Regions from separate parts of the Mus musculus genome. Here all the other regions are linked to region 2. The links are chromatin loops, found by intact Hi-C in ENCODE. Cell type or tissue: left cerebral cortex. All regions are shown on one strand. Region 1 has its middle 9.6 kb from the start of Gm33442. Region 2 has its middle 70 kb from the start of Chsy1. Region 3 overlaps Chsy1 (chondroitin sulfate synthase 1). Region 4 holds the start of Chsy1 (chondroitin sulfate synthase 1).

Region 1 (8,000 bases), 64 kb after region 2:
TTTTTGTTCTAGAGCGTTGAGGTGTACTTTTAAATTGCTAGTGTGAGAAAACTCTAATTTTTTATGAAGGCACTTAGTGACATGAACTTTCCTATTACCACTGCTTTTATATGTCCCATAAGTTTGGATATGTTGTGTCTTCGATTTCATTGAATTATAGAAAGTCTTTGTACTGGCTAGTTTTGTGTCAACTTGACACAAGCTGGAGATATCACAGAGAAAGGAGCTTCAGTTGAGGAAATGCCTCCATGAGATCCAGCTCTAAGGCATTTTCTCAATTAGTGATCAAGGGGGGAGGTCCCCTTGTGGGTGGTGCCATCTCTGGGCTGGTAGTCTTGGGTTCTATAAGAGAGCAGGCTGAGCAAGCCAGGGGAAGCGAGCCAGTAAATAACATCCCTCCATGGCCTCTGCAACAGCTCCTGCTTCCTTGAGTTCCAGTCCTGACATCCTTTGGTGATGAACAGCAATGTGAAAGTGTAAGCTGAATAAACCCTTTCCTCCCCAACTTGCCTCTTGGTGATGATGTTTTGTCCAGGAATAGAAACCTGACTAAGACAGTCTTGAATTTCTTTCTTTATTTCTTCTCTAATCATTGAGTTAGTTGTTCAGTTTCCATGAGTTTGTGGCCTTTCTGTTGTTTCTGTTGTTGCTGAAGTCCAGATTTAATTCATGGTGTTCTGATAAGATACAAGGAGTTATTTCAATTTTTTTTTTGTATCTGTTGAGGCTTACTTTGTGGGGAACTATATGCCAATTTTGGAGAATATTCTGTGAGGTGCTGAGAAGAAGGTATATTCTTTTGTGTTTGGGTGAAATATTCTGTAGATATCTGTTAGGTTCACTTGATTTATAGCCTCTTTTAGTTTCATTATTTCTCTGTTTAGTTTCTGTCTTAAAGACCTGTCTATTGGAGAGAGAGAGTCCGGTCTTGAATCTTCCCATAATTATTGTGTGGTGTTCGATGTATGGTTTAAACTTTAGTAATGTTTCTTTTACTAATGTGAGCGACTTTATGATTGGGGCATAGATGTACAGAAATGAAACATCATCTTGGTGGATTTTTCCTTTGATGAGTTTGAAGTCTCCTTCCCCATGTTCCTTGATTAATTTTAGTTGAAAGTCTATTTTATTAGATATTAAAACCGTTACACCAGCTTGCTTCTTGCATTCACTTGCTTGGAAAATTTTTTACAGACCTTTACTATGAGGTAATATCTATCTTTATTGCTGAGGTGTGTTTCTTGAATGCAACAGAATGATAAATCCTGGTTTTGCATCCATTCTGTTAGGCTATGTCTTTTTTTTTTTTTTTTTTTTTTTTGGGCATGGGGAGGGGAGTTGAGAGCGTAGAGACTGAGAAAGGCAGAGAGAGAGAGAGAGAGAGAGAGAGAGAGAGAGAGTAGAGGAGTAGAAGCTGGCCATGAACACATGGAGAGAGAGGGGGGAGGGGGAGGGGAATGGGGAGAGAAGAGACAGACAGGAAGGAAGGGGCAGGGGGAGGAGAGCAAGAGGGCGAGAGAGCCAGTTGGTGGGAATTGAGTCTACTGGTATTTAAAGGTGTTATTGATCAATGATTGTTAATTCCTGTTATTTTGATGATGTTGTTGGTGTGTGTGTTTGTGTATGCTTTTTAAAAACAAAAAAGATTTATTTATTTATTATATGTAATTACACTGTAGCTGTCTTCAGACATCCCCAGAAGAGGGTGTCAGATCTCATTACAGATGGTTGTGAGCCACCATGTGGTTGCTGGGATTTGAACTCAGGACCTTTGGAAGAGCACTCAGTGTTCTTTAACCACTGAGCCATCTCTCCAGCCCTTGTGAATGCTTTCTAATTTTGTTTTTGCTAGTGTGTTATTTCCTTTGTTTGCTTCCGTGTAGTTAGCTTTCTTGGGTTGGAGTTTTCTCAAGTATGTTCTGTAGGGCTAGATTTGTAGATAGACACTGTTTAAATTTGGGTTTGTCTTGGAATATATTGTTTTCTCCATCTACGATGATAAAGAGTTTTGCTGGGTATAGTTGTGTAGGTTGGCATCCATGGTATTTTACTGCAAGACATCTATCTGTCCAGGCCCCTTTGGCTTTTAGAGTCTGTTGAGAAGTCGGGTATAATCCTGATAGGCATTACTTGTCCTTTTCCCCTTGTAGCTTTTAATATTCTTTCTTTGTTCTGTAGATTTAGTGTTTTGATTATTATGTGGCAGGAGGATTTTCTTTTCTGGTCCAATCTGTTTGGTGTTCTGTAAGCTTCTGTGTTTATAGACTCTCTCTCTTTAGGTTGGGGAAATTTTGTTAAAAACATTTTCTGGTCCTTGGAACTGGGACCCTTCAACTTTTTCTATTCCTATTATCCTTAGATTAGATATTTTTATAGTATCCCTGATTTCCTGGTTGTTTTGTGTCAGGAATTTTTTAGATTTAACATTTTCTTTAACTGATGTATGATTTTTTTCTTCTTTTCTCATCCATATGAAAACTTGATTTATTATTATTTTTATTGGTTTATTCTATTTATTTACATTATATCATCTTTTTTTCTATTCTTCTTCACTTGATGTCTTCTATCTCCTGTGTTCTGTTGGTGATGATTGTGTCTGTTGTTCCTGCTGTCTTCCCTAGGTTTTTCCATCTCCAGGATTACTTCAGTTTGTGTTTTCTTTATTGCTTCTATTTCCATTTTCATATCTTGAGCAGTTTTAATCATTTCTTTCACCCTTTTAATTGTATTTTTGTGTATTTCTCCAAGGGATTTATTCATTTCTTCTTTAAAGGCATCTGTCATTTCTATAAGGTTGGATTTAAGGTCATTTTCTCGTTCTTTGGTTGTGTTAGGATACCCAGAGCTTGCTGGAGTGGGATAGCTTTGCTCTGAAGGTGCATATTGCCCTGGATCTTGTGGATTGTGTTATGTGGGCCTTTAGCCATCTGGTTGTTCCAGGATGGTCCTGGTGTAGCAGGTATCAGGAAGGTGAGCCTAATCTGGATATTCCCAGTGTAGCAGGCCTCCTGTGGGCAGCCTTGGATGTTCTTGGTGTAGCAGGCCTAGATGTTTCTTGTGCTGTGGGCCTGGTGGAGGCTGGTGGAGTGGTGGACAGACAATGGAGATGGTGGACAGTAAGCAGCTAGTGCAGGGCAGCTGGACTTACATTTGCTTCCTGTTGGTGAGCACAGCTGTCCCCTTTGCTGTCACCGCTGTCCTTCTTGGAATCAGACCACAGCCTGCTATAATTTCCAACATGGACCGAAGACCAGCAACTTTCTCAGAAACTGTCAGGCCATCATTGCCAGACTACTATTGCCAAATCATCCAATACCCAGTTCCCTTTGCTACGCAGATGGCCATAGCTGGACTATTCATATTCTAGTGTGTAAGCTATTCTAGCAAGTGTCCCAGAAATTCAGTCATAAGACACCTTCTTTAGGAGCAGACCATAAAATCTAGAACAAGATCATAAAACCCTCTCCCAAAGAACAGCTTGGTGATAACCACAAAAATGGGGGAAATATCTTATCTCAGAATGGGACATTTGAGCTGGGTAGCCCTATTAGAAAGTCAAGCATTCCTCAAGAAATGTTCTAGTCTAGAATTAGTGGGTTTGGTTGTACATGGGATAGCTGTATCATGTTATGTAGAATATCCCTTTGCTATTGTCTTCATCTGGAAGTTAAACATGCCGTGAGAAGATGAGTTGTTAGGTGAATAGGGGGTGGGCCTGTAATGGTTAATCTTCTTGTCAGCTTGATTGAGATACAGAATTAATTGGGACAGGCCTGTAAGAGGCCTGAGGAGCACTCCTGGGAGGACTAACTGTGAGGAGGAAACACTTCCTCTGGTGGGCAGCACCTTCTGATGGACAGAGGAAAGGAAGTCCAAGGGGAAGGCAGTGTTACTTGCTAGCTGCCTTTCCCTTCTTGCTGGTGAGTGCACCTCTGCTGCTGCTGCTGCTGCTGCTGCTATCACAGTACTGTCCTCCACTGGTGACACCAGACTGCAGCTCCTTTGGCCTCCCAACATGATGACTGTCTTGGTTAGGGCTTTCGTTGCTACGAAGAGACACCATAACCACAGCAACTCTTATAGAAGAAAACATTTGTCTAGGGCTGGCTTACAGTTTCAGAAGTTCCATCCATTGTCGTCATGATGGGAAACATGGCAGAGTGAAGGCAGGCACGGTACTAGAGAAGCTGAGAGTTCTGCATTTTGATCTGCAAGCAGCTGAAGGAGCATCACTGGATGTAGCTTGAGCATAGGAGACCTCACCTGCCCCCACAGTGACATACTTCCTCTAGCAAGGCCATACTTCCTAATAGTGCCATTCCTGCACATGAATCTATTGGGACCATTCTTGTTCAAACCACCACAGTGACATATGCTCTTCAGGATGCTGCCAGGCCTTCAGTACTGAATTGGAACTGCTGAGACATCCATTTTCAGGGACTGATGAGACACTATTGACTTGGTCTCCCCATTGTGCAGAATACCGCTATTGGGGTGCCCATATCTAGTTATATAAGCAGTTCTAGCTTATATTATGTATGCCCCCTCTCTCTGTGTGTACTCTAATCTACCAGGTGCACTGTGGCCCAGACAACAGAACTTCCTGGAGTTCCCCCCCCAAAGCCTTTCAGTGACAGCCTATTTGGAAATCACAGCCCCAAAGGCATCATCAGTCCATCACCTGGAAAGCCAAAGCTGCCTGTGTTCCAGCTCTGCCTGGCCTTGGGAACAAGGCAGGGGACTTTGGCCCAATAGTGACAAAGGAGGTGAATCAGGTCTGGCTCAGCCTTGGCCTCCGTGTATTGTCTCTTAGATTTGGGACAGCTGGTCAGAGTGACTCCTAACATTTCTGGCAAAGTAGCTGGACTCATGCTGTGGGTTCCAGCTTCCTGACCACCCAGTGGTGGGTGGATGCTGCCATCTAGGCACCTGCATCCCAGCCTGGATCTGGTCCAGCCTCACTTTTTTATTTGTGCAGTTGTTCTTTCTCTGGCAGTCTGGCCAACTGTGCTGGTCTCTCTGGGCAAGGAGCTCATTTCTCACCTCCATCAGGGTGTTTCCAGGTGGGTCTAGGACAGCGCCTAGCCCTCAGGAGGTATATGATCCACCAGGCTGGAGATGTCACACTCGATTTGAGCCTGACTTATCACCCTCATTAAGGAAGCCACTCCTGGGAACCCCTGGGCTCAGTGAGCAGAGCCGAAAAACCCGGAAGAAAAGCTTCCTGCTAGCCCAGGGGCCAGGACTTCCGAGAGCCCGTGAGTGAGAAGGAGCTGATAGAGTCTGGACAGTACCTGGCTCAAAGGATTCAGGCACCTCTTTTGTTTAGACCACCACAGACCCTGAAACTGGCCCTAGGGCATGTTCCAGAAGATGAGGTGCAATGTATACAGCCTTTGGTGAGGCAGAAACCACCCAAGCTGGACATTTCACGCACTGTTCCCTAAGCTGTGTCTTCCAGTGGGCCATCCTCCAACCCGCCATGCTTACATTGCCCCAGAGGCTGGGGTTAAGCCTCACATAAATACAATTAGAGTACGGATCCCAGGTGCTCCAGCTAGGAATGGACAACCTTGGCTTATCTCACCAGGGCCAAGACTGTAAACATTCTCCTTTCCCTTCTCATTCTGGTAGGTGCAAGGATGGCTGGACAAGAGTCTTCCCCTAAAGATCATCTCACAACCCTCTGAGCCCCTGCTTTAGAACCATGGGATGCTTGCAAAGCTCCAATGCCCAGATCCTTACCAACACTATCCAAGACTCTGGGGTGGTCCAGCCTTTAATAGCCTCAGGGGAATGGGCTTTCCTCCATCACTGAGATCCTGGATCGTGCTTCTGGCTGCTTTGGTTAACGGTCAACAAAAGATAATTTAATGACATATAGACACATCTGGATGGAGAAGGGGATAGTTTGAGAAAAGCCAGGGCATCTCGTTACTCCTGGAGGAATGTGAGATAGAAGGGTTGGGACAGGGGAAGATGGGATGCGTTCTAGGTAGGTGGAAAGTGGTTGTCGTCGGATCAGAGTCAGAAGCAGGTAGTATGCTCTGGGAGAAACACCAGGGCAGGCTGGTTACCCCTAGGGGAACACCAAATACAACTTTAGGAAATTGGGATAATAAGCTGAAGACAAAGGAGAGCAGGATCAGTTCTGCCCGTTTGAGGTTAGGGTCCAGTAGACATTTATAAAAGGTCATGGTCGGCAAACTTTGTCAGCAGGCTCCAGCATCCTGTAGTCTCACACTGTCTGCCTTCCACCAGCACCCATGGGAGCCATGGGGGCCTCAGAGCAGCTGCTACTGGGCCCTGGTGCCTCCCTGATGCTCCAGATACTTCCAAGCTGTTCCTGTATCTTGGCTATCGCTCAGTGATCTCAGCCAAGATGGAGATAAACCCATCACCAAATCCGAGTCCCGAAGGCCATAGCAACTGGCCAGCCTAGGGTACAAAGGATCTTAGATCTTTGTTCTGGGTCTCAGGCCCTGGCAGAGGAGGAGGTGGCTTCTCCAAGTCACTCCACTGTGCCTGGCTGAAAGAGCCACTTCATGAATTGTGCACAAGGTAATTCAGACAGGGTTTGAATGCTGCAGTCTCTCTTTGCTTTGTTTTGAGGATCTGGAATTCTCCCTCACGAAATGGGGAGAGTCATTTATTTCATCAGCAACCCCAAGACACCTGCTAGGTCACACAGCAGCATGGGGGGGGGCATTCACTGAATGCTTCACGCCAGACCTTCCACTCAGATGTCCCTATGAGGGTGCTCACAGCAGATCCGGGCAGATGCCTTTTGGAGCCATGACTCTTACTGGACCATCATGGGACAAGCCTCTGGCCTCCCTGAGCCTCAGCTGCTTGGACCACACAGTGCTGACTGTGCGTAGAATGTGAAACCAAAGGAACAGCGTTTGGTGGATGGGGAGTACTTGGTCATTGGGATCACTCTTGTAGAACAGGCAGCTCAGGCACAGAGGAGGAAAGACGTTTTCCCAGAGCCACACAGAGAAGCTGAAGTTCATACGCAAACCTCTCTGTTCCTTCCAGATGACTCTCTTTCTTTGAAACCACATCTCAAGGGAAACTTGGACACCCAGAGAAACCACACCACGGTCCCGGTTTCTTTCTGCTGGGTGTCATATACATGGAATCCTGTCCACTGCGGACATGTTTTTGTGGTGGGCACCAGACACAGTCCTCACACATATATGACAAGTGTTCTCTGCTCCTAGGCAGAGTCTAGACCCAGAGTCTCTCCTACTCAATGGTGTCCCTCTAAACTGTACTATCTCACAGGGTCAGTTAGCCCCTCAGAGTAGATGAGCCCTAATTTGAAGATTGATTTATTTCTTTTATGCATATGAGTACACTGTTGCTGTCTTCAGATACACTAGAAGAGGGCATTGGATTCCATTATAGATGGTTGTGAGCCACCATGTGGTTGCCGGGATTTGAACTCAGGACCTTCAGAAGAGCAGTCACTGTTCTTAACCGCTGAGCCATCTCTCCAGCCCGAGCCCTAATTTGGTGAGCTCCTACTGATCCCTCAAAACCCCGGCTCCCACATCTCCGAGCCGAAGAAAACCGGGTTAGAGACAGACTTTAGTAAGGACAGTCTGTAGACTGTTGCTCAGGCAATGGGGATGATCTTCAGAATCCAGAATTTCTTTCCTTAAATGTTTTTTTTTCGTGCATTTTTCAGAATTTAGGGGCAGGAGCAGGAGGCCTTAGCTCATGCCTGCCAGTTGCCCTGTGTGATTGAACTCACTGCTTATCCGTTGATCTGTTCTGCACGGCTGCCCATGCTCTCTCATACTTTTGCCACGCCTGCCTGGCACTGCATTCATGTACCCCTGGCACAGCTGGCCTGGTGCAGGTCAAAGGTGAGCTGCATTCTGGTCTCTCCTGCGAGCTAGGAGTGTGTGTGTGTGTGTGGGGGGGTTTCCATGTTCATCCACCAGCAGCACAGACCAAACCCAGACACAGACAGGACAGACAGACTCGCT
Region 2 (8,000 bases):
ACTTTAAAATTTTTGGTAATATTTTTTTAGATTAAGAATGTGTGTATTTAAGGCCCAGGGAATAGGTTATTGTGCAGAAGGGCATGCCGATGGAAGCTTCTCTTTCCAACCATCCTCCTAGCCCAAGACTTCCCATAGTGGACCACCAGATTTGTATGCATCTTGGTGAAGAAAGTGGGTGCATGTGTGTATGCAATGAAACAAAGAGTGTATCCTATAACAGAGACCCTGGCAGGAATATCTTTGGGTTCTTGGGATGTTTCAGGGCAGAGTTTCATGGCCCTCTGCTACCTGGAGACATTTGGGCTGACAGGGCTGGCAGGTGTGAGTGCAGTGGTTGGAGGAGTCAGTCCCAAGAGTGGTGGACTGGGATGGTCACAGAGAGCCATGGCAGGTGTTGGTAACTGGTACATCTCATTCTGAAGGAAGAAGCATTTTGCTGGACCTCATAGCCTGGGCCAGGGTAAGGCTGGCACTGGGCCTTGAGCCACAATACCCTGGGATCGTCGTGTTTCAAAAGGAAGGTGAGGGGCATACAGGACCATGAAACACCCATTCTCTGGGCTGTAGACACAGGCAGAGCCTGGGATAGAAGGTGGAGCTGTACCCTTCACTCAAGTCTGAAAGCAGGAAGGGGAAGTCGAAAGCGTTCATGAGCCGGCCAATCAAGTTCCAACTCTGAGCAAGTCTGTCCGCACCTCCTTCCTGCCCAGCCTTGTCCACATCCTGTTTTACCAAACCCTCAAGCCCAGGTCCCAGCCCAGGAGTAGGTATGAGGTGTCTTTTTCCCCAGATTGCAGGCTCAGGGACTTTGCTAACACACCCTTTGCATGCTGTCTGTCCTGGTCAAGCTCTGCCTCCTTCCTTCCCTGGAAGGACCACTCAAGGGTCTGGCGTTCTCTGCAGGCAGCTTTATTCATTATCCAGTGTGCTCATAGTCGGGGGACACTTCTCATCTGGGAAGGGAATGTTTACATTAAAAGAACCTGCAAGCTTTCAGGTGTGTTACTGTGGCACCAGTGTCCTTGTCTTTCAGGACACTTGAAAGTGAGACTCTTAGCTGCTGAGGTCCGATCAAGTCCCCAGGGCCTTAGGGGTGCCAGGTGCCAGCCCTCCCCACCCTGAACAGCACTAGCTCTGGGGATTAGGCTTCCTTACTGGTGGTTCAAAGACCTGTAATCTAGGTTACAAAGAAGCTTATGTGCCAGGCGACCAGAGCCAGCTTGGTCTGTGTCGCCTAAGGTGACTGCACAGGGCTGCCTTCCACCTAGGTGAGTCCCATGGTATTTCATAAGCCCTTGAAAGAAGTCATCTGTTGTTCTTGGAAATGTCCATCGTGCATTTGCTTAGTCTGACTCGTAAATGCAATGAAGATGTAAAAGTCGGAATCTAGAGGTGCAAACCACAGCAACGTGTACTTTAGTATTTCCATTAGGGAAATGCAGCGTTTGTTTTCCCAGGCTGGAGAGTTTGCTTGCTTGCTTGCTTGGTTGTTGAATCGTTTTGAAGGGATGCAAGGAATGGGTCTAAATCTTCAGAAACCACAGGTCCAACCAGAGCAGAACCCAGCTTATTGTTAGTGGAGTTAAACCGTTGAAGATTCTGTTGCCGAGTATCTTAGTTCACTGTTAACTAAGCTGCAGTTACAGGCTTTATGTTTTAATAATCTAAACCAAAATCAAATGTCTACCTTTAAAGAACATTCTAGCCATAATCCCTTTAAGATAGTAAGAGTAGTCATGCTAGATTGCCTTTAATGAGAAGGTTAGACAATCGGCCAAGTCATCTGGTGGGGCAGATAAGAAGCCCTGTAGTCTCGAAGGCCTTGTCTGTGATGAGCTGTTCTCTGAGTGAGACGGTCCAAGACAGCTGAGCTCATGAGGCTCCTGGCGGCTCCTTCTGTGACTCCTCACAGCCCCTTGCCCTTTGGAAGCCTCAGTTGCTCTAAGTACCTTCTCCTTTGAGCACAGAAAATCCTTCTGGTTGGACTTCAAAGTGACCTTTAACCTCTTTCATTCTGGATGAAATGTGGCTCTTCAGACAAAGCTAGATCCTATTCCCATAACTTAAAGGGGGTCCTTGTCCCCATGCCTCCACACCCCATGCTGAAGCTAGAAATAAGGACCTTTCTGAAAGTACGCTTTGAAAGAGTCTCAGTATTGTAAAGGAAGTATTTCAAGCCTCCGTTGGATTAAAAATCGGGAGAAATTCTGTCTACTAAACGTGTATAGGCTTTTTGCCCTTTTTGTTGCAGTGGTACACGGTAGTAGGTATTGAGTTAGAGGTGATTTAAAGCTACAGGAAGAATATTTGTAAGTTCTGTGTAGATCCGACACCATTTTCTGTAAAAGATTGGGTATCACAGATTTTGGCAGGGGCCCTCCAACCAATCCTTGGGTAACTGGGGTTTGACCATCTGTGACAACGTGCAGGCAACTGGGAGTTCATTTGGTCCACAGTGACACATTGTACCCGCTAGCATTTCTAATAAGGCTGACAGCATAGCTCAATGGTTAGGAGTGTACATTGCTTCTAGAGAACCTGAGTTGTGTTCCCAGCATCCACATAGGGTGACTCCAGTCCCAGGACCTCCAGCCCTCCTTTCTGGGCCTGCGGGCACCTGCACTTCCGTGAATATGTTTTCTCACAGACAGCACATTTAAAAATAAATCTTTTTTAAAAATTTTTTTCAAATTAAAACCAAATAAGGTACTGGAATATAGCTCAGTGGTTGCACACTTACCTACCATGTGTAAGACTGGTTTTGAGCCCCAGTACCACGCAAGCACAAAACAGGCATAAAGAAACCTGAACAACCAAATCATATCTGAGAATCACTGTGGGAAGACAGTGCTCAGTATGTTGTTGGCTGCACCATCCTAGGAAAAAGAGCTACTCCCAAACTCAACCCCATGGCCACAAAACTTGAGTCATGGCAAAACAAAGAGAGGGCAGACATAATGGTGAGTCAGGCGAGCTTCAGACACATAGCCTTTTAGGGAATGTGGTCCACTCGGAGCCTTGCCCTGGAGACAGATGAGAAATGGAAGCCGCCAGCTCACCATAGGGGGTTCCTGACATGCTGGCATGGCAGTGGTGCGGGATAAAGCGGGGCAGTGCCACCAGGTGTCCCTCTAGAAACCAGGTATGGTTTTTCTGGTGGGAAAATGCGTATTTGCAAATACATGGGGGTGAACTTGATTGGCAACCATGGAGCTACTTAACCTGTGCCCTAGGCTAGTTTTGAAGGCTATTTTATAAAATTACATTTAATAGGTGTTAGTTAAGATTTTTTTTACTGTCGATTGGGGATGGTGGCATACACCTTTAATCCCAACACTCTGGAGGCAGAGGCGGGTGGATCTCTAAGTTTGAGGCCAGCCTGGTCTACAGAGCAAATTATAGGATAGCCAAGACTACACAGAAAAACCGTGTCTCAAAAAAACCTAACAAAACAAAACAAAAAAACAAGAAAATGGATGTTGGCTTTGATGTTCCCGGAAGACCCAGTACATCACTAAGTTGGAAGATAGTGTTTAGCCATGGGTTTGTTCCAGCAATGAAGACTCCACAAATGGGAGTTGTATCAGAAGAGTGGGCAAAGGAAGACAGCTGGGCAGGGACAGCACTTGTCCCACCCCCAGCACCAGTGCCCTGAGGATTTCGTTAGGGACCTTGGGCTGCAGGGAACTGACCATAGTCATATCTGCCCTAGCGACTTTCCAAGGTCCAGAGGTAGATGTGGCAACCATCAATGGGAAATGAGTTTACATTATGACTCGTGGGTCTTTAAAATTAGATTCAGAGGTAGGCCTTTCCCCCTGAGAGGCTGTGCCCTCAAGATCCTGAGTGCCAGCCGTTTCTCTGAGATGGCTTGTCAGGGCAGTGACTGTCTGGGCCACATCCTTGGGCGGATGTGACTGGTAGATTTCATCAGTGTGGACGGATTGGAAAGCCCTGTCCAGCCCCAGCTGGTTTCCTGTGGGTCTGCCAGAAGTCGCTGGGCAGCCTTAGGTGCTGTGCCTGCCCAGAAGTTTCCTCTCAGCTGCCAGGGCCAGCGCTGAAGCAAGGAATATGTTTGGCTTCCACTTGCTTCTGTTAGCTCAGAGGCTGTAGGCATGCGCACACCATCTCTCTAGCCTCCCCTCATGTGAGGGCTGCTCAGGGTGGCGCTTCCCTTTGAACCGCAGCTAATTGCTCCCTGACTGCTCCACTGCGCAATTCCACCCAGGGCCCTCTCCCTACCTCCCGGGAGGAGTGCCCCATAGCAAGCATCCTTCCTGGCTGCCTCTCAGTTTCAAATGAGGAGGAAAATATTCATGAGCCCCAAGACTCAGAATCACATAGAATTCCAAAGAATAGGTATAAAACTGCCACAGATTGTCCGAAAAAGAAGTCATCTGAGAGAATTCGAGGTTGCCAACGTGCAACAGGAATGCTGTGCAGGCTGAATTCTGATTGTGACATCAGGAACACAATCTCTACTTGGGACAAACAATGGCTGTGCTTTGGCTCTGAGTGAACAGGTATCCGTTACCTCAAATCTAGGACCAGTGCCAGTCTGTGGCTCTGGGGTGAGCCAGAGAACCGGATGCAAGCATGCTACCCTGCTCCCTGCATCTCAGCCAACATCACTGAAGGCTGTTGCCTTACTGTGACTCTAAATTGGGAGGGACGCTGGCTCAGCTGTACATCCTGAAATACCAGGTGACCCAGGGCTCAAGACCAGAGGAAGGATAACGGGTCTTCATACTGTGGGATGTATCTGAGTAGCCCACTTTACAGATAACCCGTGGTTACATAGACTCATGAGAATGTGCAGGGAAGGGTGTCTACACAAAGGACTGTCACGCCATTCCCCTTACACAAGAGCCACAGGCTCGGAACCAAACAGAACTGAGTTTGGGTCAGCAGTGTTCTGGGCCAGCTCAGACTGGAGAACACGCCTCATTTCCAGCCCTGCCTGTGATATCACAATGCGAGTCAGTAATCATTTACACTTCAGGAAATGGCCAGTGCTTCAAAGCAGGCTTAATTTTTTTTTTTCTAAGTTGGTTTTGCCACAAAGCACTGGTTTGAGTCAACTCCATAGACCTCAGGTCCCAATCTGCTGCTATGTGATCTTGGGCAGATTTCCTGTGTCAGAGTTTGGTTTCCTGCTCTGTAAAGAGGGCATGGTTACCCATCTCCTCCCCAAGACTGACGGGGTATTTTGTGGTTTTATGTCAGCTATAATGGCAAGTACCATCACCACCTGTCATGTCCCCTGAAACTACTGCTTGATCCGACCATCCTGCACTTTACCCAGTGGTCCTCAGCTGCCTTTCTGACTTTACCTGTCCACATAACCCCTGCCTCATCTCTGCACCCAAGCATGAACCAGAAGAACCTGAGCTCCAGTCACGTGGCATCTGGAGTGCCCCCTCCCTCTTCTGGGCACACCTGCAGACTTGGCCAGTACCAGCCTCGGACCAAGGTTTCTTCCCGCTTGTCATAGCAGGTTCTAGGTTTTAGCTGCAAATGCCAAATCTTCACTTCCCTGTGACCCAGCTAGCATAGCGGACTGGGCAGGAGCAGGATCCAGCCATCTTGGAGCCCCATGAGGGATGTGATAAGTCACTGTGCAAAGCCGAGTTAGTCAGCCTTTGTGTTGGCTGGGGTATGTGTCAAAGGAAAATCAGAGCTAAAATGAGATACTCCTATAAAGGCAGCTGTGGCTTTCAGCTTTTCCAAGAAAAAAACCAAACGGCTCTCAGTGAAAGACAAGAGCCACGGAATACCTCTCAGCTGGAATCCTGAAGTGAGTGTTCCTGGGTCAGTGACTCAGTGCCTAGCACTCAAGGGCTGTTACCTCATTCATGGCTCTCTCTGTGCCTGTGAGTTCTGTGTTCCTGGCCTTGGCTTCTGATGAGAAACTGAAGCTCAGAGAGCGTGAGTAACGTGCCTAGGGTCACAGAGCTAGTAACTGATAGATCTGTCCAAACAGATGAGCCTCATTCTGGTAGCTGGTGTGTGGTGGCGATGGAGGTGGGGATGTGGTGGCGATGGAGGTGGGGATGGGAATGCGTTACGTGTTTTGCTTGTCAGGGATATAAGATCCTCAGCTTAGAGTACTCACCTACTACCAGGAAATGGTGGTCACTGAACGGAGTCAACTGTTTAAGAGCTAAAGACTCATACATAAGAGATCTTTAAAACTTTTCTCCACCTTAAAAAAAAGTTAAACTCTTTGATTGTGAATCGGCCAGTCTAGGCTACATAGTAAAATTCTGTCTCAAAAAAAAAAAAAAAAAAAAAAAAAGTAGTATTTTGTAAAGGTTTCATGTCTTAGTGTATTTTCCACTGCCACAACAAAACACTTGCCATCAAATACTTTATGAAAGGTAGAATTTTATTGGCTCACAGTGCTGGGGACTGGGATGTCTTGGTCTCTGGTGAGGGTCATTGGTGTGGTGGAGGGCAGCTCATGGCAAGACTGAACAAGCACTCTGGATTTGGTCTCTTGTTGTTGTTGTTGTTGTTGTTGTTGTTGTTGTTGTTAGACATCAGCTCCTGCCAGCATGGGACCCATCTTTACAACCTTCCAAAATCTCACCTTCAAACACCATCAGTGTGTGGATTTCAGGATTAGGTTTCTAACACATGCATCTTGGGGGTGGGGGAAGCGCATTCAAAACGAGCATTCAAAACGTGTGTGTTATTCAGTACAAAATAGAAGAAGAAAAAAAAGTTTCAAAATAGGCTTGGAAGATTTTAGCTCCAGGAATGATAGGATAGTTTGTATCAAATTAACCCTCTTACAGACAGTAACTGTCCACCCCAGAAAAGGCAACAAATTTTTAAAAAATGTAAATGAAGAAATGACTCAGTTTTTAGGAGGCCTGCCTGTTCTTTCAGAGGACCTAGGTTTGACTTCCAGCGCCCACAGGGTGATTTACAACCATCTGTAACTCCAGTTCCAGGGCATCTGACGCCCTCTCCTGCCCTCTGGCGGCAACACATGCACATGATGCACAGACAGACATGCAGGCAAACCATCCATTCACATGAAAACTTAACTAATTAGAATCAACAACTAAGATGCCGGTGAGGCTCTGAGATCATGACCAGATGGGGCCATCCTACTCTAAAAGAAGGGATCTTCACTGGGTGAGATACACATTGAACAGAGTAGACCACTTAGAAGCAGGGGCGGGGGGGGGGGGTTAGGACTGGAGTCCCACTGTTCTTGGCTTGAGGTGCTGTAGGAAAGAGTTTGGAGCTGCCAGAGCAGCTGGCGGTGGGGAGGGAGGTCTCAGGACGAAGTGGGGCCAGAGGCTGGAATGACTGAGCCTACAAGTCTACTCCTCTCCAACCCTCAATTGAATTCTAAGTTTGTTTGCATGGGGCAGACTCCAAGGAACCAGGAGAAGCAATAGCTGGACATCCTGCAAAAGCAAATCAGATTAGCTCCTGCTGCGGGGGAATCAGAATCTCATTAAATTAGAGAGCCAGGCTGATGGCTCAGTGGGTGAAATCCTACCATGTGAACCTGATGGCCTGGGTTCAGATCTCCAGAACTCACATAAACGGCCTCAGCCTCGCACTGGACGCAAAACAAGACCCGGGCTCACCGTTGCTGTTCTGCGTTGACCCAAGGCCTGATCTGCAGAATGGACTGTCAGGAGATGGCTGCTGGACTCAGCCCAGGACCCCACAGATCACTGTCACATTCTCCCTAGTCCTTGCAGGGCCCTCTCTCTATGGCAGTGGTTTTCAACCTTCCTAATACTGCAACCCTTTAATACAGTTCTTCGTGTTGTGGTGACCCCCAGACCATAAAGTTATTTCGTTGCTACTTCATAACTGTAATTCTGCTACTGTTATGTATCAAAATGTAAGTATCTGTATTTTCCAATGGCCTTAGGCGACCATTGTAAAAGGGTTGCAACCTGGGGTGTTGCTACCCCAAATTGAGAACTGCGGATTCATGGGGCTCTCTGGCTTCTGCTCACTGGTAC
Region 3 (8,000 bases), 51 kb before region 2:
CAGGTTCAGAGCATTTGGATTTTGGATTGGGGTACTTGACTGGCATATCCACATTTTTTTAAAAATATATATCCACATTTTTTAAAATGTAAAAGTACTTAAAGGATATTCAGCCTGTATTTTATTTGTTGTCATTTTTATATTGGAAGTAATCCATATAAATGAATGATTGTAGCTAAATTACTTAAGTTCTTAGCAGTAGCCTGAAGCAAAGGAAAGGACATTATGATGACCTTAAATTAGTTGTTCTCAGCTGGATACGTTGTTTCCATTTAGTTGGTCACTGATCTTTCACTGGCTGGGAATTTCGGAGTGTGCATGCCTTTTCTCCTGCTGTGGTCACTTGGTGCCTCCCATGGCATAGCATAGAAGACGACTCTGCTTGGCTCTGACTCTAGTTCTGCTGCATTTTTCTGTCTCTCCAGTAGCACTCTGCCGTGCTCTGCACCCTGCTTTGACTGTAGCGTCCTGGGCACTCACCCTGCCTTAGGGCAGCATCCTTGTTCAGGGCCTCCTTTGCCTGTGTGCTCCTTCTGAGAGCATCCACACGTGGCCATCCCGACAATGTCTGTCTGACAGCTCATGACTCCCAGCTGTGTTTTGGTTCACCATTGCGTCCCTCTTGCTTGGCGCAAGAGGAACTTTGCAACAAGCTTTGTTGACTGGAAAATTTGATTCCGTCATTTATTTCTTTTTTACATTTTATTTACTTTGTGGGAGTGTGTGGGCGTGTGCATGCCGTGGTGCAGATGCAGAAGTACTTGGAGTCAGTTCTCGCTTTCAACCACGTGGCCTCTGGGGACCAAACTCAGTTTGGTGATGAGGCTTGGCAGTTTGTTTCTTCACCTGCGTAGCCATCTTACAGAGCTGAGGGCTTGTCAGTAGGAGTTGATGAAATCCAAAAGTTGGCTACCTAGATCTTGCTGAGTCAGTTTGGTTTCCAGCTGTAAGTAGAACTTAACAATACCTTACCCTCCCTTCACTTGGGGTTCTTATGAAAATGAATCTGGAGTCAGTGGAGTCTCCATTGAAGGAGGCAAGCAGACCAAATTTAAGCAGTCACATAATGATTCAAAATAAGCAGATACATGCATTTCTGAAAATAATTGTCCTCTAATCTGTATTTATTTTAATTACAGAACATGGTCCAAGACAATTCCCGGGAAGGTGGAGTTCTTCTCTAGCGAGGGTTCAGATACATCTATACCCATTCCAGTGGTGCCCCTGCGGGGTGTGGATGACTCCTACCCACCCCAGAAGAAGTCTTTCATGATGCTCAAGTACATGCACGATCACTACCTGGACAAGTACGAGTGGTTTATGAGGGCAGACGATGACGTTTACATCAAGGGAGATCGTCTGGAGAGTTTCCTGAGGAGTTTGAATAGCAGCGAGCCCCTCTTCCTCGGGCAGACAGGACTGGGCACCACAGAAGAAATGGGGAAGCTGGCCCTTGAGCCTGGAGAGAACTTCTGCATGGGCGGGCCTGGTGTGATTCTGAGCCGGGAAGTGCTTCGGAGAATGGCACCACACATTGGCAAGTGTCTCCGGGAAATGTACACCACCCATGAGGATGTAGAGGTGGGGAGATGTGTCCGGAGATTCGCAGGCGTGCAGTGTGTCTGGTCTTATGAGGTAAGAGCAGAATTCTTTATGTGGGAAAAACTGTCAATTTTGCCTTTTGAGCTCTGAGTTAATCATAGGAAACTAGCAATACCAGCCTCTTCAGGGTTAGCACTGGTATAAGTTATTGGTACATGTTTTAGCCTTAGTTTTTAATTTTTAGAATTCTCATTACCCAGATTCCCCCTGGCCTTTTAGACTCCTGGGCCTTTAGAGTATGCCTCTGGACTTCTGATGTCTTTTAAAATAAATGACGGCACTTGGGGCTTGAAGGAAACGTAGGGTTTACTGATGGTCACTGCGACCTTTTTCCATGAAACCCAGAATCATCTGATTTCTGTTGATTCCAGGACCTTCTGCAGGAGCATAGGCTGCTCCCTTGTTTTCCAGCTCCCAAAGGCTCCCACTTTCGTCTGGTCAAGATGACCTACACAGATCAGAAACTTACGTGTTTTGAACTTATAAAATGGTCAGCGATGAGAAAAAGCCAGGGTTGCAGCACCTAGAGGTACAGCGTGTGCTATGGCGTGTGCTTAGCATCCCCAGGGCATCTCTAGCACCAAAGAGAAACGATTGTGAGAAACCTTGACTTTTGACTTGTAAGTTTATGATATAGTTGTCCCTTTCACACTAGGTAGCAGGCAGGTCTGAGTGAACACATGAAAGCTTTAAGGAAGTCTGCTTGCAGGTATTTGCTCTTTAATAAGAGAGCATGAGTTCATTTTGGGCTTTTCTGTTCTATTGGCACATGTATGCCTCTTGCCTGTAATTTCAGGATCAAATAATGGTAGCATGAAATGGATTGTTGTGTTTAGTTTAGTCAGCTATTTGTGGTTGTGAAGAGCAGAGGAACTGCTAGGCCCTTTGCCCAAAGCAAGAGCTTGCCCTCCTGCGTGAGCCCTTGGCTCTGTCTTAAAGGAAGAAACATGCTCTTGCCCTTGCTTGCCTGCCCTGAACTACAGCTTGCTTTTAAATATCTTACAATTACTTTGTTTTTTCTGCTTAAATTTTTAGGGAAACAGCAGTTTTAAGTGTACAGGAGTGGGTCTTCATGCAATTTGTTTTTAAATTGGTCAGTGTTTTATTTTCCTTTTACAATCTAATAACTACTTGATGACTGCACATGGGGTAAGTCTGCTCGGTAGTTCAGAGAGCTCCCAGCGGTCATGTTTTCTTGACAGTCTTCGGTAGTGAGGTAGTGAGTGGAATGACCTGTATGACGTCACTGTTAAACCAGCAAGGCTGCAGTTATGAACCCCATCCTTCTTAGGATGGTTGGTAACTTGGACATACTTTCCCCAAATCACCTTGCCTCCTTGTGTGACAAGGCCCAACTCGCTCACGTTCACTTCAGTAACTGGGCCTTTGGTGATCACACCCAGTGTTGTATATAATGGGGATGATGGATTCTTTTTCACACTGAGAATAGGCAGGCAAAAGGTAGCTTTCAGCTCAGGGTGTGTGACATGGGCTCTTTTGAAACATAGACCCATTGGCCTAATGAACGTTTCATATTTAGGTGGTTTTCTTGTCAAACCATCACCAACAAAGCATTCTTTTCCGTGCCTTCTGTTTTCTTTTTCCTGTTCAAATAATTTCCAGTACTTCTGTTTCTCCTTGGGCATGAACTTTGGGTAGAGGGACCTCCCATTTTCCCACCTTTTCTTTTCGTTTCTGCTTAATCATGTTGGAAAGGACTTTTGCTCTCTACTACCCCTCTCTGTCCAGCAGATAGGCAGGGACGCTCCCTGTGGGGTCTTCTCACCATCCTTCTGCTTGGTGTTTCTCTTTTTATGCATCTTAATAGTCTTTTTCATTTGTATTTTCTCAGTATGGTGTTTATGATAGAGTTCAGCCTTCAGGCCAGTCTTCTTTGAACACTCATGGGCCTCCCAACCTTCTTTCTTTCTCATGGTAGTCCAAACAGTATCCATATCGTTTGCGGTGCAATTCAATATATTCATTTTGTGGCATGATGACAGCTGCTGAGCGGCTATCCGTGACCGCCCGGGTTCCAAAAACCTCTTAATTTCTGGTGTTAGTGGTCCACGAGCCTGCTTCATTCCCTTCATGTAATTTTTAAATTTTAAGTTAACAAAGGTACATTTTAAATTCTAAGTATGATCTGAGGGAGTCTTTTAATCTCCATGAGCCTTGCTGTCTCTGCCTGCCTCCATTATCTGGTGGTTGTTCACTATGCCAGGGGAGATCTCTTTTCTCATTAAATTTTGCAGTGAAGAAAGCTGTCTAAGTTATTGTTCTATTTTTGTGAAGAGATAACATGACCAAGCAGTTTATAAAGAAAGCATTTAATGGGGCTCTTGATGACAGTTTCAGAGGGTGAATCCATGGACAAAAGGCTGGGAGCACACAGTCATGGTTCTGGAGCAGCAGCTGAGAGCATCCTGCACAGGCAATGTGCAGACAGAGAAAAACTGGGCCTGTCGTGAGCTTTTGAAGCCTCATAGCTGACCCCCAATGCCATTTCTCCTCCAACAAGGCCACATTTTCCAGTCTTTCCCAAATAGTTCCATTAACTAGCAGCCAAGCAATCAAACTTGGCCTATAGGGGAGCCATGGTTCTTTAAACCAGCACAAAAGCCATTTGAGGATTTCATGCTGTGTTAAGTAGACTACAGCCAGCAGTGTCTCTGCATTTCCCCATCCTTAATTAAATGTTATGACCATAACATTCTTCTCTGTGTGAAAATACGTAACGCTTTGTATGTGTTGGAATGCTTTGTCTAAGACTGGCCTAAAAGTGCTGCTCCTTCTGCCCCCACAGTGCAGGCGTTACATGTGTAAACCACCATGCCCAACACTTTTATGTGTGGGTAGAGGTCAGGGTCTCACTCTGTGGTGTATGCTGGCCTGGAACTCTCAGAATGCAGGCATTGACTACCATTCCCACACAGCTCAGGGCTTTTCTTGAGAATTAAAAAAATAATTGTGTCTTGATGTAGTCATCAATATCTTATAGGTGCTACTGAATAGAGTCAGTATCTTGAGGTAGATAGAGCAAGAACTTTGATTTAGGGAGAGTGCCAAATTGTAGGTGTAGAGTGGGGTCTACAGCTCTAGGACGTGAGAGACTGAGGGGTGATTTCTTACCCATCAGGAAGTAATCTGATGTGGTCAGAATACCTGTGACTGATATTGTGGGCACTCAGACGTTTGTAAATACTCTTATTGGTTCAGATGACTTGATAAACAAGCACCTCTCTGTGGTGTTTTCCCCTCTGCCTCGGGAGCCTAACAGCAGCCACAGGCGGCTCTCCCCAGGAATGTAGGGCAGGCAGGCAGGAATGTCCCTACTGCTTTGCAGTTCTTTAAATGCCTTATGATGACACTGGTTTTCCTAGATTTTCCTGGCTGGCCCTTCCTTGCTTGTGCCAGAGGTTCCTCCCTTCTGTGAGTTGCCTGTTTGTAGTTTTGGCCCATGTTTCAGATGTTGGTCTTAAGAGTTTTGTTCAAGTGCTTTGTTCTCAACACAGTATCTTCTGGACTGTGTGCTTTGCCTTTTTGCCTTCACTGAATTATAGAATTTTTAAAAATTGACCAGTTGTGAGTCTAACTCTAGCATAACCTTTCTTTGATGGATTGTGCTTTTTATTTATTTATTTTTATTAATGTGAGTGGGTGTTTACCTTCATTTATGGCTGTGTGTTCATAATGTGTGTGGACATAGTGTGTATGTCCATTGCCCATGGAGGCCAGAGAGGAGGGCTGGGTCCCCTAGAAAAGGAGCTGCCATCTGGGTGCAGGAACTGAACCTGTGTCATCTGGAAGAGCAAGCAGTCAAAGCTCTTAGTGACTTCTTAGTATTTTAAGAAATTGTTCCTTCTTTGGGTCACACAGATTTTATCCTGCATTTTTCTGCTTGTTTGAAAAATTTCCCTTCTTCATTCGTATTTTAAGAAATACATACAAGGGCCATTTACCATTGGATCAGCCTGCCTGATACCTGCACCCATCCCCCATCGCTAAGAAATTCCATGTTCTACAGTCAGGCAGGATTAATCCTTAAACTTCCTGTAAGATAATTATGTTAAGCTTTGAGTCTTGGAAGATATTTATTTTGCTCTATTATAAGCCTAGCCAGAGGAGTAATTTTTTAAAAACTTGCCTTGAAGTAGAAATAATTCCTCAGGTAATAGCTGTGTAATTAAAATGACTCATGAGGAATAGTTGTCAAAGCCAAAACTCAGATTTATTTCTAAGCTTATTTTTTGATTATTGCTGGGACTTATTAATAAATGCCTTTAAGCACATGTTTTTAAATGATTTTAGTTTCACAGAAGCTTAAATTCTGGTTAGAACTGGTGCCTTTCATGTAGAGTAAAAACTGTTACCTCAAATTACTCAAGGGTTTGTGAGACATGGTGTTGAAGCATTGGAAAAGTGATTTTGTGTGTGTTTGGTTTTTTTGTTTGTTTGATTTTTTTTTGTTTTTCATGTAACCCTAGCTGTTCTGGAGCTGTATATACCAGGCTGGCCTTGAACTCAGAGACTCTGAGGTCTATCTCCCAAGTGCTATGACTAAAGGCATGTGCCACCAGTGCCAGTCAGCTGCCCCCCTTTAAACTTTTCATTGAATCTTTGTGAATCAGTTTGCACCGACCCATCTCCCTGTCCCTTTGTATCTTCTCTCCACCCTTGCAAGCTCCCCCCCCCCAAAAAAAAACCCCTGAAAACATCTCTCCATGTAAGCTGTATTGTGTTACTGTGTGTCACACAGTATACTCTTTTGCCTAAACATCTTTCCTTGCAGATGTCCATTGCAGTGAGTCATTGGTCTGGTATGCTGCTACACTATCAATACTGGGTCTTTACTGGGACTTCTCTCAGATATCCTGTGGTTGCTCTGTGCTGTGGAGATCCTGTAACTTTGGATCTGCAAGACCTCCCCTTCACGTGTTTCAGCAGTTTCTAGATGGGTACATGTTAGGGTGAGCCAACTCCAAGCCCTGGATCAGGGACCTACCTAGATGGTAGCTGAGTAAGTCAGCCCCACCAGCTTTCCTGCATCCACACTACCAGGGCAAGCTCTCCAGTACTGCCCTGACTAGACCTGCAAATGCAGGTTCCCATAGATGCCAGCAGAGGGTATTGGATCCACCAAGAACTGGGGTTATAGGCAGTTGTGAGCCACTCAGTGTAGGTACAAGGAACTGAAGTCCAATCCTCTACAAGACCAGTAAATGCTTAGTCCACTTTTAGTCTTGGAGTGCAGTTCTGAAGAAAATCCATGCCTCTGTCTCACCTCTTAAAGGACTTCTAGGCTGATCATTTTGACTGTGGTCATAGACAAGGCTAGAGTAGATCTGGAAAATGAGTTGGATATAGGGTAAGTTCCAAGACCATATAGCCCACTGTTTGTATAGTTTTTCTGTTTCTCTTGTACAGAGTTCTCTGGATTACTTCGTTTAGTTAAGATTCAGAGTCCTGAAAATGCTGCTTCTAGGCATTCTCACCAGTGCTCTTTGAACTTTTATGGAGGACATGGTTTTGATTTGTTTACTCTTCTGTTTCATTGATACCATCTAAGATCATCCTTTTATTGGATGCCCAGTTTATAGCTTAAAGTATCTTCTCACTTAGATACGTTATTCTGAATATCTCTTTATACTTTAAGAAGTCAAACAAATTGGAAAAACTTATTACATGTTCATTACAAAAATAAAATTTGTACCTCTTTCATTAGCAGCACATACTTCTGGTGACACTGGTACTGAAAACATCCCTGTTATTATTTATATCATAGAAATAAAGAAAGCATAGCCCCTTGTAGTGGTTGGCATGAGAATGGCCTTAATAGGCTCACATTTAATTACTTGTTCCCTCTCCAGTTACAGAACTGTTTGGGAAGGATTGGGGTGTGGCCTTTTGAAGGAGGTGTGTCACTGGGGACAGGCTTGGAGATTTCAAGACTCTCTGCCTCGAAGGAACTTGAAGATCAAGATGTAATCTCCCTGCTATTCCTTCTGCCATGTCTTTGCTCTGCCATCATGGGCTCTAGCCCTCTGAAACTGTAAAATGCTTCTTTTAGAAGTTGCCTTGGTTGTGAGGTTTCATCACAGCAGTAGAAAAGTAAACTAAGACAACCCTACTCTCTCATACTCTAGAAGAAATAGGCTGGAGTATAAACAAACAGAGAGCAAGGTGTGTGGTCTTAAGACAGCAAAATGATTAGCATGAGAAGTGGTGGATGGAGAGGCGGGGGTGGCACAGAGGTTGAGACATGGCAAGGTTGGGCTGGTGAGGACTTTGGTCACAAATAGGCCTGGACTTGAATCACAGTGCTTCTCATTTTAGCTGTGTGGTCTCATGCAGCAAGTTACCTAACTTCTGGAACCTGAATTTATTTACTCTTTTTT
Region 4 (8,000 bases), 70 kb before region 2:
TCACCAGCTGACAAGCACTGGGGGAGTGGGATGCAGAAGGGAGAGGTGTCCTCCTGAGGATGGGACCATTGCTCAAATTGTGCAGTTGTGGAAACTCTGGCCTCGCTTTAGAGTAATGGCATTTAACTGATGTTTAGTTATAGATCTTTCTTTGCTAAAGGAGGATCAAGCCTTTGACTAGAGCAAACCTTGTCATGAAGGCGTCCCCTAAAGACATTTAGACTATCTCCTGAGTGTCTGTGCATCACCACCTACTGGTTAATCTTCTCATCTGGCTATTCTACTTCATCTGGCTGGCTGCCAGTGCTGTGCTGTGTCTTCTAGCTATCTGTCTCTGAGATACATGTGTGCACCTGCATGCTTGCCTGTATAAGAAACATGCCTCACAGAAACTGCATATAGAACTCACAAGTAGACCAAGGATGCATGAGGTGCCTGTGATGGCTAATCCTGGTTGTCAACTTGACTAAGTCTGGAATCAACGGAAACCAAGATTCGGGGAAACCAAGAATCGGGGAACACCTGTCTTGATCGGATACTTTGAGGTGGGAAGACCCAAGCTAAATCTGGTCTGCACCTTCTGGTAGCAGCCCACATAAATGAAGAGAAGTTTTGCTGCTGGCCCTCACTTTTTATGTCAAGGTCACCTACCCCGCTGCTAAGGCATTCCTTTCCTGATACTAGTGCCTACTTCTTTGAGAATCCAGCAGAGACACCCAGCTTCATTGATGGAACAACTACCAGATGGCTGGACCTTCCAATGGGAGACAGCCATTGTTGGATCAGTTGGACTACAGCCAGTAAGCAAATCCAATAAACGTCATTCTAACGTATATAGGGTCTACTCATTCTGTTCCCCTAGAGAACCCTGGCTAATGCAAGCACTAAGGACGTCCTAGCTGACAAATGTCACATCCGCTTCTGTCAGGCAGCTGTAACATAATCAACAATGGATTGTCATTTCCTGCCTCAGACTGGAAATGCTCCAAATACAGGGAAATATTGAGGAAAAATTGGGGGGGGGTGGTATTGGGAATTGAACCCAGGCCATGTGTATAATAGGCAAACACTCAGCTATACCTGAAACCCTTCCTTCCCTCCTCTTCCCCTTCCCCTTCCCCTCCCCCTCCCCCTCCCCCTCCCCCTTCCCCTTCCCCTTCCCCTTCCCCTTCCCCTTCCCCTTTCCTTTCCTTTCCTTATTTAAGTTTGAAACAGGATCCCAGCAACTTTCCCAGGCCTTGCACTGACAGTCCTCTTGCCTCAGCTAGGAGTGCAGGCATGTGCTCTGAAGAATGACTAAGGTAATGAGGCTCTTGACTGTGAGTTTAAAGTAGTGTTAGTACTGAAGCAAAGTTCCACTGGACTAATCAGGGTTAAGTGGTGTTATTAGAGTGGCCATTGCAGTTGTTCATTACAGGCAGCAGACAGAACCGCTGAAAAAACAAAAGAAGCATTTCTGAACGTTTAACTTTTTTTTTTTTTAAAGATGACTGCTTTTCCAGGGACCTCTGTTTGAGGCTTGAGTCCAGTTGCTGTGTCTTTAAGGAAGCTTGTACAGGGAACCCTGTCAGCTATTTGAGGCATGCTGCCAACAAACAATTGAGGTATTTGCCGAAGGTTTCCAAGAAATTGCAGCAAATCCTACAAAATGTTATACCTGTTATAAAGAAGCAGTCACATGTATTAGCAGCAGAAAAAAAGTGCCACGTGAGCGAACAAAGCTGCCATCTGTGAGAGCAGGGGACGTAGGCAGAGATCAGTCTTAGTTACATCATAACGAATTGCACTCATGCAAGCAGAAAAGTAGGTGAGCTGCCACTTGGGCATACATTTTGAAACACCAGCCTAGAGCTGCTACCACGGAGCCCTTCGGGTGCTGCAGTGGGAACACCCACATAGAAACAAGGAACTGACAGATCCCAAGACTCTGGACTTGGCCAGGTAGGACTCAGTGTGGAACTCACATCCCATTCCGGGCTAGACATGCATCCAGGTCAGGTGGTATGTGTGCTATCAAACATCTACAAGGGGCTAGCAAGATGGCTTAGCAGGTAAAGGTGCTTGCCAAGCCTGATGACTTAAGTGCGATTGTCATGCTCCACAGAGTGGCGAGAGCAAACCAACTCCTCAAAGTTTCCCTCTGACCGCCACACGGGTATCATAGCATGAGCATGAACACGACAGACACACACTGAATAAATGTAGTAATTTTAACTCTCTGAGGAGCGACGCAGGGTCATAGCTTCTCTATTCATCAGTTGTTGACTTGGTAACTGACGGACTTCTAGGAAGCGGGGAGCTGGGAACAAGATGTTCAACATTCTCAGCAAATTCCTGACACACACACATTCCTGTCTTTTCATTGGACTTAAGTTTAGAAAATATAGACCCGTCGAAAGCAGGCTTGAAGATAGTGAGGGCATTGACTATGTCACAGCGTCCAACATCTGTGTCTTGCCAGATTTGCGCTTTATGTAAATCAGTGTGAATTATGAATTATGGGGCAGCTGCTGAACTTGGGGGCTCTGGTGACGTCTTGGTGTTTGTGGTTATGGTCTTACTGGAACCTTTCTCTATGGTTTCCCAGCCTGTAATTCATGGCTAGGTGTCCTGTATTTCCCAGAGACCACTGCTGGAATCTGGTCTTCACTACACAATGAATATTTTATCCTTAGATGTGGACCATCTCTTACAGGGAGAGTCAGGGGAGGGGAGGCGATGAACTATTTTTGAAATAAATCACACGTGTCAAAGAAAGTGGTACTATCCAAAGAATAAACAGGAGTAGCCACCATTCAGTGGTGGGGAGGACTGTGCTTCACACAGCTTTGTGGCTTAAACTGGAATATTTCTGTTGTTTGATTTATTAATCATGAAAAGGAGCTACAAGAATAGGCTGCCCATCCACCCACCCCACCCCACCCCACCCCACTCGAAGCACTCTTGTTTTGTTGTTGTTTTAATATTTATTTATTTTATGCACGAGTACACTGTCGCTGTCTTCAGATACACCAGAAGAGGGCATCGGATCCCATTGCAAATGGTCGTTAGCCCCCATGTGGTTGCTGGGAATTGAACCTCTGGAAGTCAGTGCTCTTAACCGCTGAGCCATCTCTCCAGCCCCATTTTCTATCTTTTTGTTTGTTTCTTTGATTGATTAAATGAGAACTTCTTAGGCTCTGGGACCGTAGTTCAGAGGATAGAGTACTGGCCCAGTGTATCAGAGGTCCAGTGGCTGATCCCTGGCACCAGGGCTGGTAGCACACAGGCCTGGAATTCAGGTGACTCCAGTTCCATAAGCAAGAGGATCTGGAGTTCAAAACGATCTGCAGCTTCAGCTAGCACCTGGGCTCTATTAGAGCAGGTCCAAGTGGCTACTTTGCGATTATAATCCTAACACATTGGTGACTAAGAAATAAAATTGGTATTTACAAACATTTGTCATGTGGGCACCCAAGTTGAAGGGCTTTCGTTTTTAACAAAACGTATAAAAGTTAAGACAGAGCAAATATAGGGAAACTGGTATCCAACTTAAAAATCCATTCAGCGAGCCTAACTTACTTGGAGACCTCCAGAATAGTAAGAGATCCTGTTTCAAAAAACTAGGTGTATGGCTCCCGAGAACCCATCCCCCACACCACGTACACAATCCATATCCGTTTTATAAATCTACTCTTAAAAATACTGACAGACTTAGGTGAGGGGGGTACTAACCAGCTCTCTGCTCACTGGGACTAAATACAGGTATTTATCATCTAGTGGTAACTCACCCACCCATCTCTTCAATATCCATTTAAAAAACTAATATGCCGGGCTTGGTGCCGCTCGCCTTTAAGCCCAGCGCTCGAGAGGCAGAGACAGATCTCAGATTCTCTGAGTTCGAGGGCAGCCCTAGCTACTTAGCGAATTCACGTTTCGCTCCCCAGCCCGCAAATCCCCTAGCGTTCCTAGGTGAACTGTGGCCGTGTGTGGCTCCAGCCCCGCCTGCAGCGTACAAAGCTGCAGTGTGGACCCCGCTGTCCTGGCCACCGAGTCGGGAGGTCGGCCCGGGGAGGGAAGGGCGTGGCGGCTCTCGGGGCATCTGGGGAGCCGGTCAACTCAGTCCACGTGCGGTGCCGGACCGCCGGCTCCCAATGCTGGCGACGGGGGCGTGGCCGCGGGTACCGGGCAGTGGGGGTTGGAGGGACGCCCGCCCCGCTGTCGTCGATGCTATCCCACGCCCCTCCTGCCTGGCCGCAGACTGCGGGGCGGGTGCTTTTTTTTTTTTTTTTTTGGTTAAACTTTGGCCACGTGAACTGCCCCCCATTCACTTTTGCGCCAATCACGAGGCGCGGACGGATCCCGAGAGGGGCCACGGCACGCCGCCGGCGGGCCGCTTCTTAACGCGCGGTGCGTGACGTGAGGGGCTCCTTTGCAATGGCGCGCTAAGCCGGAGGATGTGCAGCTGCAGAGGCGGCGCAGGGCACCGAGAGGGCGGGCGCAGCGCGAGCCGAGCCGAGCCAGCCGGGGGACGCGAGCCGCGGGAGCCGCTGTCGCCTCGCGCCGGAGTCGCCGGCCGCGCGCGCGGGGCATGGTCCCCTCTTAAAGGCGCAGGCCGCGGCGGTGCGGGCGGGCGCGCGGAACAAAGCGCCGGCGCGGGGCCTGCGGGCGGCTCGGGAGCCGCGATGGGCGCGGCGGGCCCGCGGCGGCCGCGGCGCTGCCCGGGCCGGGCCTGGCGGCGCTAGGGCGGGCTGGCCTCCGCGGGCGGGGGCGGTGGGCTGAGGGCGCGCGGAGCCTGCGGCGGGGACAGCGGGACAGCGGCCCGGCGGGCGGAGGGGCGCGGGCATGGCCGCGCGCGGCCGGCGCGCCTGGCTCAGCATGCTGCTCGGGCTCGTGCTGGGCTTCGTGCTGGCCTCGCGGCTCGTCCTGCCCCGCGCCTCGGAGCTGAAGCGAGTGGGCCCGCGGCGGCGCCCCAGTCCCGAGGGATGCCGGCCAGGGCAGGAGGCGTCGCAGCCCGGCGGGGCGCGCGGCGATGCGCGCGGGGCGCAGCTCTGGCCGCAGGGCTCGGCCGCGGAGGGCGTCCCGCGCGACAGGAACTTTCTCTTCGTGGGAGTCATGACAGCCCAGAAATACCTGCAGACCCGCGCCGTGGCCGCCTACAGGTGAGCCCCCCTTTCGTGGATGCCATCGCCTGCATCCGGCATCCTGGCTGGCGGGCGGGCGGCGTTACGGGTTCCCCGGAGGCTTCTCTGGTAGCTGCCAGCGGCTCAGCGCAAAGGCAGCAGGGCTTAGGATGGTGAGCATCTCTCAAGGGCAAGGCTTTGGGATTGAGTACGCTGGCCTCAGTGTGTGTGCCTCTCAACCTCATCTCCAGGGAGACACGTAAGCTTTCTGTGTTCAAGACTTCTTTGTTAAAAGGAACGAGTCTCCCCCATAAGGTGGTGGCGAAATTCAATGTTGTACCTGCGATAGTGGAGGCAGAGTTATAATTTGAGTCTCTAAAATAGGCACTTTGTCATTTCGAAGGGAGAGCCCGCTTAAATTAACCTGGCTAGGGCTCCTCCGTACTGTACTTTAAGATTCTCACTTTTGGTGAGCGTTTCCACTCTGCCTTTGAGCAACACTCTGGTTTGTTAAGTAGAGAAAAAGAACCTTGAGGAAAAACAGTTTGTGTGATCGATTTAGTCATTGTAAGACTGCAGCCTGGTGTTCCCCAGCGCAGCCACCAAGGCGTATGCGTGGTAGGAAGTAACTGGGCCCTAGTAGGCTAAAGGAGTCAGTAGAAGTGGCAGCGATCATGTTCAGGATTAACAAAGGGATTAGCCAAAGCTGCCTTTAGAAAAGGAGATGGTTTTAGAGTGGAGGGCATGGTTAGAACTGTATTTGCATTGAAGTGAATCTGAAATACAAGAGGGGTAGACCCAGGTGAAGGAAGGGACTCGTGGAAACTTTTGTGTGTGTGAAGTACAAAAACCTTTACTGTACGGGTGAAGTCTGGCGTTCTTCCAGGCAGAGACTCAGTGGCAGGAATGGTTTCAGAGCACGGATGTTCTGGGGCTGAGCTTTGTGAGCAGGGCTATACTAGTTGATGTTTGTTTTTACATTTTTTAACCAGTGCTTTTATAACTTGGCTTTTGAATCCAGTTTCTGGTCTAAGTTTTCAGGCAGCAGACGGTATAAGAAAACAAGCATGGCTGGATCTCTTCTTTCTTTAACTCAAGTGAGGGATTGAGGAAAGAGCAGTTAAAGCGTTTAAAGGCTTGACCACCATTCCTGCTGCTAATGTCCAGAGGCTGCGTCGTGCTAAGAACAGTTCTGAATGGCCAGAGGCCACAGGTGGCAGGCTGTATGTGGACTAGCGGAGTAGTTTGAGAGCAAGTAGGCTATAGTTCTCCAGATGTTCTTTGACTTAATATCTTTGTCAAAAATTGAGGACCAGGGCTGGTGAGATGGCTCAGTGGGTAAGAGCACCCGACTGCTCTTCCGAAGGTCCGGAGTTCAAATCCCAGCAACCACATGGTGGCTCACAAACATCCGTAACGAGATCTGATGCCCTCTTCTGGAGTGTCTGAAGACAACTACAGTGTACTTACATATAATAAATAAATAAATCTTTTAAAAAAAATTGAGGACCAGATGTGGTGGCACCAGTCTTTAATCCCAGCACTTGGGAGGCAAAGCAGGTGGATCTCTGTGACTTCCAAGCCAGCCTGGTCTACATAGAATTCCAGGCCAGATATGACTAACACTGAGACCCCTCTCAAAAAAAAAAAAAAAAGTTAAGCAAACAAATAAACAAACAAAAAATGAGAAAAGGACCCTTCCCTCCTTTGGTTGAGAAGGTAAAGATGATTGTTAAGAAATCTGACAACCTGAGTTTGGTCCTCAGAAAGATCTCACAGGGTAGGAGAGAGCTGACTCTCCGGAATTGTCCTTTTGACTGTCACACCTCTGCCATGAGGTACATTTGCACGGCCACACAACAGATACTTGTAGATAAAATAAATGCCCTTTCAGCAATAAGGCTAAATTGAGGAAAAGGCCACTAGATTGTGTTGTGGTTTTGAAAATAAATCCATGAAATTACAGTTTAGTGACAGATGACATGAAATCATAACTCTGGGGACAATTGCCAGAGTAGTTTGTTCAGATAGATGATATGACCACCCCTCCACGTACATTTTTATTCTTATAAAATCAGTATACACAAGTCACTAGGGATCGTGCCTGTGATACCAAGAAGTATACATGTATAGTGTACACTAGTTTTATAGCTGACCATGGTTTCCCAAACCTCATCTTGCCAAGTTAAGTGTGTGTCATCCTTTCTGTCTCTTCTTTATTGTTAAGATTTTCTCATTGTTTTCTTTTAGGCAGTGGGGACTTACTCTTTATCTGTGATCTGAAGAAAGCAGAGCACATGAGACCTACTCCCTGCTGCTCAGGGTCCCTGCCTCTCAGCCCTGTAGTTAGATTGGCTAGCCTTAGGGAAAATTCAAGGGAGGCCTGAGTTGGGAGAGGGAGGTGGTGAGGTGGTTACAGCCTGGCGTAGAAGTCCACACTGAGCTCCATGTACAGTACTGTGTTAATGTAGTTTGATTCTTGAATCTTGTAGCATAAAAAGTGGAGCCTGAGTTTGTGTGCCACCCACCACACCTGGCTCATTCTTCATCATATGAGAAACTCCCAGCGTTCAAGAGATAGAGGCAGGCACAAGAGATAGAGGCAGGCAGGTTAGAAGTTCAAGGCCCAGGGCCTGGTGAGATGGCTCAGCAGTTAAGAGCACCGACTGCTCTTCCGGAGGTCCTGAGTTCAAATCCCAGCAACCACATGGTGGCTCACAACCATCTGTAATGAGATCTGAAGACAGCTACAGTGTACTTACATATAATAAATAAATAAATAAATAAATAAAATAAGTTAAAAAAAAAAAGAAGTTCAAGGCCCCCTGCTCCATGAGACTTGGTCTTCAAATAAACAAAACCTCCTTCAGTTTGTTGTCCTCATCTCTTCCTCATCCT

What was found. Peaks named below come from ENCODE experiments on the same cell type or tissue, not always from the same donor. Only the 100,000 strongest peaks of a DNase experiment are listed, where the experiment ranks them.
Region 1: it touches region 2 in a loop (2.2-fold over the local background); 6 of 42 quality-filtered maps call a loop at or near these places.
Region 3: it touches region 2 in a loop (2.2-fold over the local background); 8 of 42 quality-filtered maps call a loop at or near these places.
Region 4: it touches region 2 in a loop (2.2-fold over the local background); 16 of 42 quality-filtered maps call a loop at or near these places.

The regions. Positions count from the first base shown.
Region 1 is chr7:66,239,066-66,247,065 of GRCm38, forward strand. No RefSeq gene overlaps it. Among named protein-coding and RNA genes, the nearest start is that of Gm33442, 9.6 kb to the right of the region's middle. In left cerebral cortex, no CTCF peak of the experiment used is centred here; no DNase peak of the experiment used is centred here.
Region 2 is chr7:66,175,300-66,183,299 of GRCm38, forward strand. No RefSeq gene overlaps it. Among named protein-coding and RNA genes, the nearest start is that of Chsy1, 70 kb to the left of the region's middle. In left cerebral cortex, a CTCF peak has its summit at 7,000 (motif pointing left); a DNase peak (open chromatin) is centred at 4,020; H3K27ac peaks cover 546 bases.
Region 3 is chr7:66,124,103-66,132,102 of GRCm38, forward strand. It overlaps Chsy1 (chondroitin sulfate synthase 1), which reads left to right. Exons shown (of 3, transcript NM_001081163.2): 2 at 1,140-1,635. It also overlaps the pseudogene Gm18988. Among named protein-coding and RNA genes, the nearest start is that of Chsy1, 19 kb to the left of the region's middle. In left cerebral cortex, a CTCF peak has its summit at 4,189; a DNase peak (open chromatin) is centred at 1,479.
Region 4 is chr7:66,105,087-66,113,086 of GRCm38, forward strand. Chsy1 (chondroitin sulfate synthase 1) reads left to right here and starts at 4,406. Exons shown (of 3, transcript NM_001081163.2): 1 at 4,406-5,141. The coding sequence starts at 4,825. In left cerebral cortex, CTCF peaks have their summits at 3,041 (motif pointing right), 3,935 and 6,530 (motif pointing left); DNase peaks (open chromatin) are centred at 1,794, 3,055, 4,392, 4,950 and 2 more places; H3K4me3 peaks cover 2,358 bases; H3K27ac peaks cover 1,905 bases.